2 separate regions of the Homo sapiens genome follow, and region 2 is linked to region 1. The links are chromatin loops, found by intact Hi-C in ENCODE. Cell type or tissue: HCT116. All regions are shown on one strand. Links, peaks and the distances in the headings refer to the core of each region. The heading gives the core; the rest is flanking DNA.

Region 1 (4,116 bases), core at 795-3,294:
TACCAGTCAATTAGGACAATGGTGTCTGCCTACAAATTAACTTCTTTATTTTTCCAGCAAAATGAAGAAAAATCTCTCATCAAAGTTCCCAAGTTTGAGAGTGACAAAATCTATTTCAGTAGTTTTATTATTTCTGCAACACACACACACACACACACACACACACACACACACACACACACACACACAGAGTTTATTCTGAAATTCCAGATACTTAATGCAGTAACCAGCAGACTGGACTTACCTATTTTTTGGCATTAGTCCATACTATGGCAAAAGCCTAATTATTGAAATAATTTAATTGTTAGACTTTATTTTAATAACTTTTCTAAAGAATGTCTTTACGTTATTGTTTTAGCTATGTTTTAGCTACTATGTGAATATGTCCACATTATGTGAATGTCTACAGATGAAAATTTACATATATTGTATATATAATATGTATGTGTGTATATGTATGTGCATTTATTTATGTGTGTGAATTCATAGATAGCATAATTGTGGCATCTTACTGGCCCTGACCAAAATTTAGTATTTATGAAAAGACAATATGGAGTACTACTTTAATAATAATAGCAATATGTTCTAATCTGAAAAATCTAAAAATTTTAAAGTGATTAAAACTTATAACGTAAATGTGGAGACATAAGAAAATAATATTATTAAGCATGATTTTACAAGTTTGGATAAAAAACTATGGCACTATATAGCTTTGAAACTTAATCAACTGACAGAGTAAAATGCTTCAGTCATGCTACATTAACTGAAAATGTTTCCATACCAGAAAAAACTGAGTCCATTTGGTTCTTCCAAATAGTATAAAGACTTAAAGGAGCCACAAGTTTCATTTTAGAGTTACACTTTACAACGCAAACATGCATCATTCATTAGCAATTATTGACAGAATACCTACTACCACACATTAAACGACTGTTTACCTCAGTTCCCATTACCCAATACATCATGTCTAGCTTTCAGTTAAAAAAAATATATATAAGACATACTGAAACATGGGCAAAAAAGATAAAACAACCATCAGAGCTAGATTAAATATGACACAGATTTTGGAATAAACAGACAGGGAATTTAAAATAACTATGATTAATATGTTAACAGCTTTAAAGGAAAAAGTAAACAACATGCAAGAAGAGATAGATAATTAATGTGTGCAGAGTGATGAAAACTCTTAAGAAAAAAGCTTTTTAATGCTAGATATCTGAAATGATGAATGTCTGAACATGCTAAGGACTGAACATGCGAAGGAAAGAACCAGTGAACTTGATAATAGGGTGAATAGAAACTTCCCAAACTGAAATACAGAGAGAAAAAAGAATCACGCACATACACACATACGCGCACACATCCACACCCACACCCCAGAATACACCATCCAGGAATTTTGAGACAATATCTGAAGGTGTGACTTCCATGTACATGTAATTGACATACTAGAAGGAGAAGAAAAAGAGAAGGGAGCAGAAAAGTATTTGAAGTAATAATGGCTAAGAATTTTTCAACATCAATGACAGATACCCAACTACAGATCCAGGAAGGGAAGTTCAGAAATACCAAATAGGTAAATACCAAAAAATCTGCATGTATGCATATCATATTCAAATTGCAGAAAATAAAAGACACAGAGAAAATCTTGAAAGAATACAGAGAAAAAATACACCTTACTCCTGGAGAAACAAGAATAGAAATTTCAGCTATTTCTATCAGAAACCATGTAAATTCTGTGTCCAGTGAAATTATCTTTCAAAGATTAAAGAGAAATAGAGTTTCTAAGATAAACCTAAACTAAGAGAATTCATTATCGGCAGACCTGCACTGCAAGAAATATTTTTTTAAAGCTCTTCAGGAAAAGGGAAAATGACATCGCTCAGGAACTTAGGTCTATATACAGAAAGGAAGGACATCAAAAAAAGAATATCCCAATCACCCACATTTGATCATACACCTTGTATCCTTGTATCAAAATATCACACATACCCCATAAATGCATACAACTATTATGTATCTATAAAAACTAAAAATTAAAAAACACTAAGGCTAAAATAAATTTTTCTTATTCTTAATTGATATAAAAGATAACTATTTAAAGTAATAATAGTAACAATGTATTAGTTATTACAGTAAGTGGATAAATAAAATGAAGGACAGCAATGTCATAAGGAACAGGAATGAAGAACTGGACATACATTCTTTAAATGAGCCTACATTACACATGAGGCAATTTAGTGCTATTTGAAGGCAGACTTAGATTAGTTAGAAATTTATATATATGTACACATTAAATATATTTTGTATATAAAATTATTATATTACAAACTCAAGAGCAGCAACTAAAATATTTTAAAGGAAGTATAATTGATATGCTAAGAGAAGAGATAAAATGGAATCATAAAATGCTCAGTTAAAACAAGAAAAGGCAGAAAAAGATAAAAAGAAACAAAATACAATAAATAGAAAAGTTACACACATGACAGATATTAATTCAATTGTCTCAATGATCACTTTAAATATGAAAGTTTTAAATATGCCAATTAAAAGCCCAAGATTGTCAGAGTGGCGAAAAATATAAGACCCAACTATATGTTGAATACCATAGAGATCTGCCATAAATATAAAGACTCAGCTAGGTTAAAAGTAAGGGATGGAAAAAGATATACCATGCTAACACTAATCTAAAGAAAACTGGGGTAGCTATATTAATGTGAGACACAGCACGCTTCAGATAAAGGAAAATTCTCATGGATAAGAATGACATTACATAATGCTAAAAGCATCAATTCTCTAAGAAGAAGAAAAAAAATTCTTAGTGTGTATGCACCTAACAACCAAGTGTAAAACAAAAGTGAGTCAAAAACTTATAGAACTGCAAAGAGAAATACACAAATCCACTATTATAGTTAGAAACATTTTTTTTTTCCTTTTTGGAGACGGAGTCTCGCTCTGTCGCCCAGGCTGGAGTGCAGTAGCGCAAGCTCAGCTCACTGCAACCTCTGCCTCCCGGGTTCAGGCAATTCTCTTGCCTCAGCCTCCTGAGTAGCTGGGACTACAGGCACCTGCTGTCACACGCTAATTTTTTTGTATTTTTTAGTAGAGACGGGGTTTCACCATGTTGCCCAGGCTGGTTTCGAACTCCTGAGCTCAGGCAATCCGCCCACCTCGGCTTCCCAAAGTGCTAGGATTATAGGCATGAGCCACCACGCCCAGCCTATAGTTAGAAACTTTTACACCCCTTTTCAGTAATTGATAGATCAATCTTAATAAAAAGTCAGTAAGGATATATAGTTAGTTGACCTGAACAGCACCATCAATTAACTTAATCCAAATGACATTTATAGAATACTCCATCCAAAAACTGCAGGATACACATTCTAAAATGAAATATTTTTAAAATATTCAATTAATTGAAAAAGAAAATGGAACCAAAACAAATGAAAAAAGCTAGAAAACAAACAGCAATATTATCAACTAAAACCTAGTTATATCTGTAATTACATTGTATATATAAGTGAAAGAAATGATACAATTGAAAGATGAGTACTGTCAGACTGGATTTAAAAAATGACTAAACAACTATAAGCTGCTTAAAAGAAATTCACTTTAAATATAAAGATGTATGAAAGTTACAAACAGAAGAATTACAAAAGTTGTAACATGCAAACAATAAAGTGAAAGCTGGGGCCACTATATTAACAAGACAAAGAAGATTTCAGAATAACTAATATTATTAAGGATAAAAATAAACATTTCCTTTTTCCTTTTTATAATGATAAAGAGGTTGATTCATCAAGAAGACATAATAATCATTTTTTTTTTTGAGACGGAGTCTTGCTCTGTTGCCCAGGCTGGAGTGCAATATCGCAATCTTGGCTCACTGCAACCTCTGCCTCCTGGGTTCAAGCCATTCTCCTGTCTCAGCCTCCCAGGTAGCTGAGACTACAAGCGTGCGCCATCAAGCCGGCTAATTTTTGTTATTTTTTAGAAGAGATGGGGTTTCACCATGTTGGCCAGGCTGGTCTCGAACTCCTGACCTCAAGTAATCTACCTGCCTTGGCCTCCCAAAGTTCTGGGATTACAGGTGTGAGCCACTGCGCCTGGCTGACA
Region 2 (4,116 bases), core at 1,082-3,581, 490 kb before region 1:
TATGCAAGTAGCATTAATTTTAGGCCTTGAAGAAGGGGTAGAGTTTGAATAAGAGGAAATGGGTGGGGAAGGGAATTTCCAGAAGAGGAAACTGAGAAAAGTACAGGGTGTATTTGAGGAATAATCTATTGTGACCAGAGGAGAGAATATAGTTGGAAATAAAGCTGGAAAAGATAGGTTGGAACCAGATAATGATTTACCTTCCTGTATAATAAACTGTAAATACAACTCATTTTGCTTTATTTGTGTGTTATTTCAAGTGTACAGATAAACATATTAATAGATTAATTTTTTTAAAACTAGAGTAAATCAATTTGAAGGATTCAAGGCTGGATTAATATTGAATTTCTGCATTTTTGGAAAAGAGTAATATGAGTAGGAAGGTTTGTTAAGATTACTATTTTAGATTATTATTTTACTTTTTACAATTTGAAAATGAATATCAAATCACTACAGTAAATGAGGTAATGGTTTAGTGAGAAGAATGAATTTACATAGCACGATTAAAACAAATTTTATTTCTAGCACTAGGCTAGAATTTATTTGAATAACAAATGTTACTCAAATTTAATGACAACTGTGATCTATGAATATTTAGGTTCTGATGCCAGCATTGTTTGCTAGAAATGAGATCTGAGTAAACCAATTTTTCTGAATCTCCTGCTTCCTCATCAGTAAAATGCAATCAATACCTGCCCTTCCTATTTCAGTGGTGTTTTGATAAGGTCAAATGAAATGTGTACATGAGACCACTTTTAAAACGTAATGCCATTGATGGCCTGTGATTATAAAGTTGAAAGTACCATTGATACCACACAGTCCAGTTCTGTCATTTAACAACCATAGAGCAGCTCACTGTCTGATACTCTCTTCCAACCATGGCGTATTTCAAAGTAAAATTAAAAATTAATTTGTCAGGTAATTGACAATAGTTATTAAGCCTATATGGCAACCAGAGTATTATCTTTTAAGCGACTGTATTTAAAGGGTGTAGTTCCAATGAAGTAGAATTGATGAAGCCAGTCTATAGGGATAGGGAAACAAGACAAGCCTACCTACAAAATTAGTAGCTATTATCCTTCATAAGCATCCTGGTTTTCCCACCTCCTACATCCCTCTGTTGGATACAGAGAATGACTTGGCATCAGATGCAATTACTGCCTAACTCATGCTCTGTAAAACATGAGCACATGAAATTAAGAAAGTAATACATTAAAAAGTACCAAATAGTATAAACAGACTGAGCACTCTAAATACATAGGGAATCTCTGTAAAATGTTAAGTCAAGTGAAGTTAAATAGAATTTTCCTGAAGGTGCGTTTTAAGGCAGGTTTATGCTGCCAACCAGCCGGAACTCAAACTGGAGTAAGTAGGATATAAGAGTAATTTTGCTAGTGAAAGGAATGGTCTCTTTTAAGATAATATTTGCTAATTGTATTTTATAAAAATTGTTAATTATTTTTATTTCTTTTGTTTAATTTTGAATGTTTATAAAAAATGAAAGCATTATATTTGAGAACATCCTGTTTATAATAAAAACTTTATGACAACCTCATAGAACAAAAATAACGTGTCTACCAATGTGATTATAGATATGTTCACTGAAGGAAACAAATTTAAAAGATAAAGTTCTAACTTTATCTAGCTAGTGAATGCAAGTGTTTTATTTTAGAAACATAAATGTCCTTGCTGAAAACCCAATGACATTTATTGCTTAGGAAAACATCTTGCTTTATTTTTTCCATCTATGTGTTTTTTAAATATAGCACTTATAGAAACACTTCAAATCTTACTAAAGAAAACAAACATAAAATGTCACTCTTTAAAAGAAAGCATTGGTAATAAAGTCTTCCTCTTTTAATATTATTATTTTACTAGAGTATTTACAATATTAGAACTTTGTTATGCCAAGAGTTTTAAGATATAGCTTAAGAGTTTTAAGATATTGTTTTAGAAGATTTTTTTCTGTATGTTATTCATTTATGAATGGAATATTTTTATGGACTAACATTACTTGATTTTCTGCATTCAGCAAGATGGTGAATGATTAGTAAGTGGACTACTAAAGATGGTTGTGCATATTGTGACCTGAAAAGGGAAGCTTAGTTATGGAATGTGAGTATGGGCTGAAATCTAGCTGGGGCTCTACTCACCAAGCCTTCTGCACTGGTGTGAGGGTATGTCAGTCCTAAGGGTACCTTCTTCTAATCCTTCAGTCTAGAAAAGTTTTGTGGGTTTTTTTTTTTTTTCCTCTAGAAGGCACCCCCCAGGGGAAGTGTTCCTTTCTTTTCTCTTTTTTTTTTTTTTTTTTTTTTGAGATGGAGTCTCACTCCGTCGCCCAGGCTGGAGTGCAGTGGTGCGACCTCGGCTCACTGCAACCTCCGCCTCCCAGGTTCAAGAGATTCTCCTGCCTCAGCCTCCCTAGTAGCTGGGACTACAGGCACGTACCACCATGCCTAGCTAATTTTTTCTATTTTTAGTAGAGGCGGGGTTTTACCCGATTAGCCAGGATGGTCTCGATCTCCTGACCTCATGATCCACCCGCCTCGGCCTCCCAAAGTGCTAGGATTACAGACATGAGCCACCGCACCCGGCCAGTAAGTGTTCTTTTCTAATTCACAGAAAGGTGCCTCTCAAGGTAGCCTGTGGATACATTTAAGAAGTAAAAGAAAATGAGCAAGTAGGTATAATGGCATGTTTTCCCAAAAGCTACAGCACAGTAAATCAGGTGTGTCAAATTTTTAGTAACATATAAGGCAACTTGGAGACCGTATGTTGCAATGGAAAGAGCTGTGGGAGGGAGTTTGGAAACCATGCTTATAGTTTTGCATGTCTCTTCCCCAACTATTTGACACTGGGTGTTCTTTTCTTAAAAATGAAAGAATTGAACTACCTGCTACCTTTAAGGGTGCATCTAGGTCTCAACTTCTGTGAAAGTTATATCTGGAACGTGGTAAGCAGGGAGAGGTTGGAACTAACAATTTACCAAATTGGCAAGTTTCCTATGTTATTAAAAGTCCTTGAGATATATGTTTACATGATCTGTATTAGTATGGCTTGAAATCATGTAGTTCTCCAACTTCCTTTTTTCTACTTATTTAATTTGCTCCTTCTGCTCTTCCCCTTTTTCTTCTTGTCTGTTTTGGGGTTTTGTTTTTTAGCTTTTAAAGATGGAAGTTTAGATGATTGATTCTGAACCCCTCTTCTTTTCTGATATATGCATTTAAAACTTGAAATTTCCCTCTCAGCACTGCTTTGTCTGCATCTCACCAATTTTGATATGTTGTTAGGATGGTTGGTTTTGTAAGTCAGCTTGGTGGGGCGATGGACTCCAGTTATTCCATCAAAAACTAATCTAGGTGTTGGTATGAAGTTATTTTGTAGTTGTGATTAACGTCTACAATCAGTGACTTAGGTAAAGCAGATTATCACAGATAATCTGGGGACCTGGTTCAATCATTTGAAAGTCCAAAGAGCAGAGCTCAGACTTCCCTGAAAAAGAATAAATTTCGTCTGTGAATAGTAGCTTCAGTTCATGCCCAAAAGTTCCAGCACGCCCTTCCTGATGGCTTGCTTGCTCTACAGGTTTCAGATCTGCCTAGGCAGCTCCCACAATTGTATAAGCTAATTCTTTGTAATAAATCTATCTATCTATCTATCTATCTATCTATCTATCTATCCATCCATCAATTATCTATTTATCTGTCTTCTACTGGTTCTGTTTCTCTGGTTGAACCTGGACTGACAAAATTGTGTTCTCATTTTCATTCAGCTCAAAATGTTTCTTAATTTCCCTTGTGACTTTTTCTTTGACCTGTGGGTTATTTAGAAGTATGCTGTTTAATTTCTAAATATTTGGGAATTTCTCAAATATTTTTTTGTTACTGATGTCTACATTAATTTCATTGTGGTCAGAGGACATATTCTGTATGATTTCAGTTATTTGACATTTATTGAGACTTGTTTTTTGTCCCATCATATAGTGAATCTTGGTGTATGTTCCATGTACACTTGAAAAGAATGTGTATTCTGCTGTGGTTGTTTGGAATGTCCTCTAAATGCCCCCAATATTTTTGATGGCACTTTAGACTTGCATGTTAATGTTTAGATTATACC

Evidence for each region. Hi-C counts contacts between places; a loop is a spot of excess contacts. Peaks named below come from ENCODE experiments on the same cell type or tissue, not always from the same donor. Only the 100,000 strongest peaks of a DNase experiment are listed, where the experiment ranks them.
Region 2: it touches region 1 in a loop (2.8-fold over the local background); 2 of 110 quality-filtered maps call a loop at or near these places.

The regions. Positions count from the first base shown.
Region 1 is chr5:65,312,991-65,317,106 of GRCh38, forward strand. The region is part of intron 9 of ADAMTS6 (ADAM metallopeptidase with thrombospondin type 1 motif 6); the gene reads right to left. Among named protein-coding and RNA genes, the nearest start is that of ADAMTS6, 170 kb to the right of the region's middle. In HCT116, for the core only: no CTCF peak of the experiment used is centred there; no DNase peak of the experiment used is centred there.
Region 2 is chr5:64,822,436-64,826,551 of GRCh38, forward strand. The region is part of intron 10 of CWC27 (CWC27 spliceosome associated cyclophilin); the gene reads left to right. Among named protein-coding and RNA genes, the nearest start is that of CWC27, 56 kb to the left of the region's middle. In HCT116, for the core only: no CTCF peak of the experiment used is centred there; no DNase peak of the experiment used is centred there.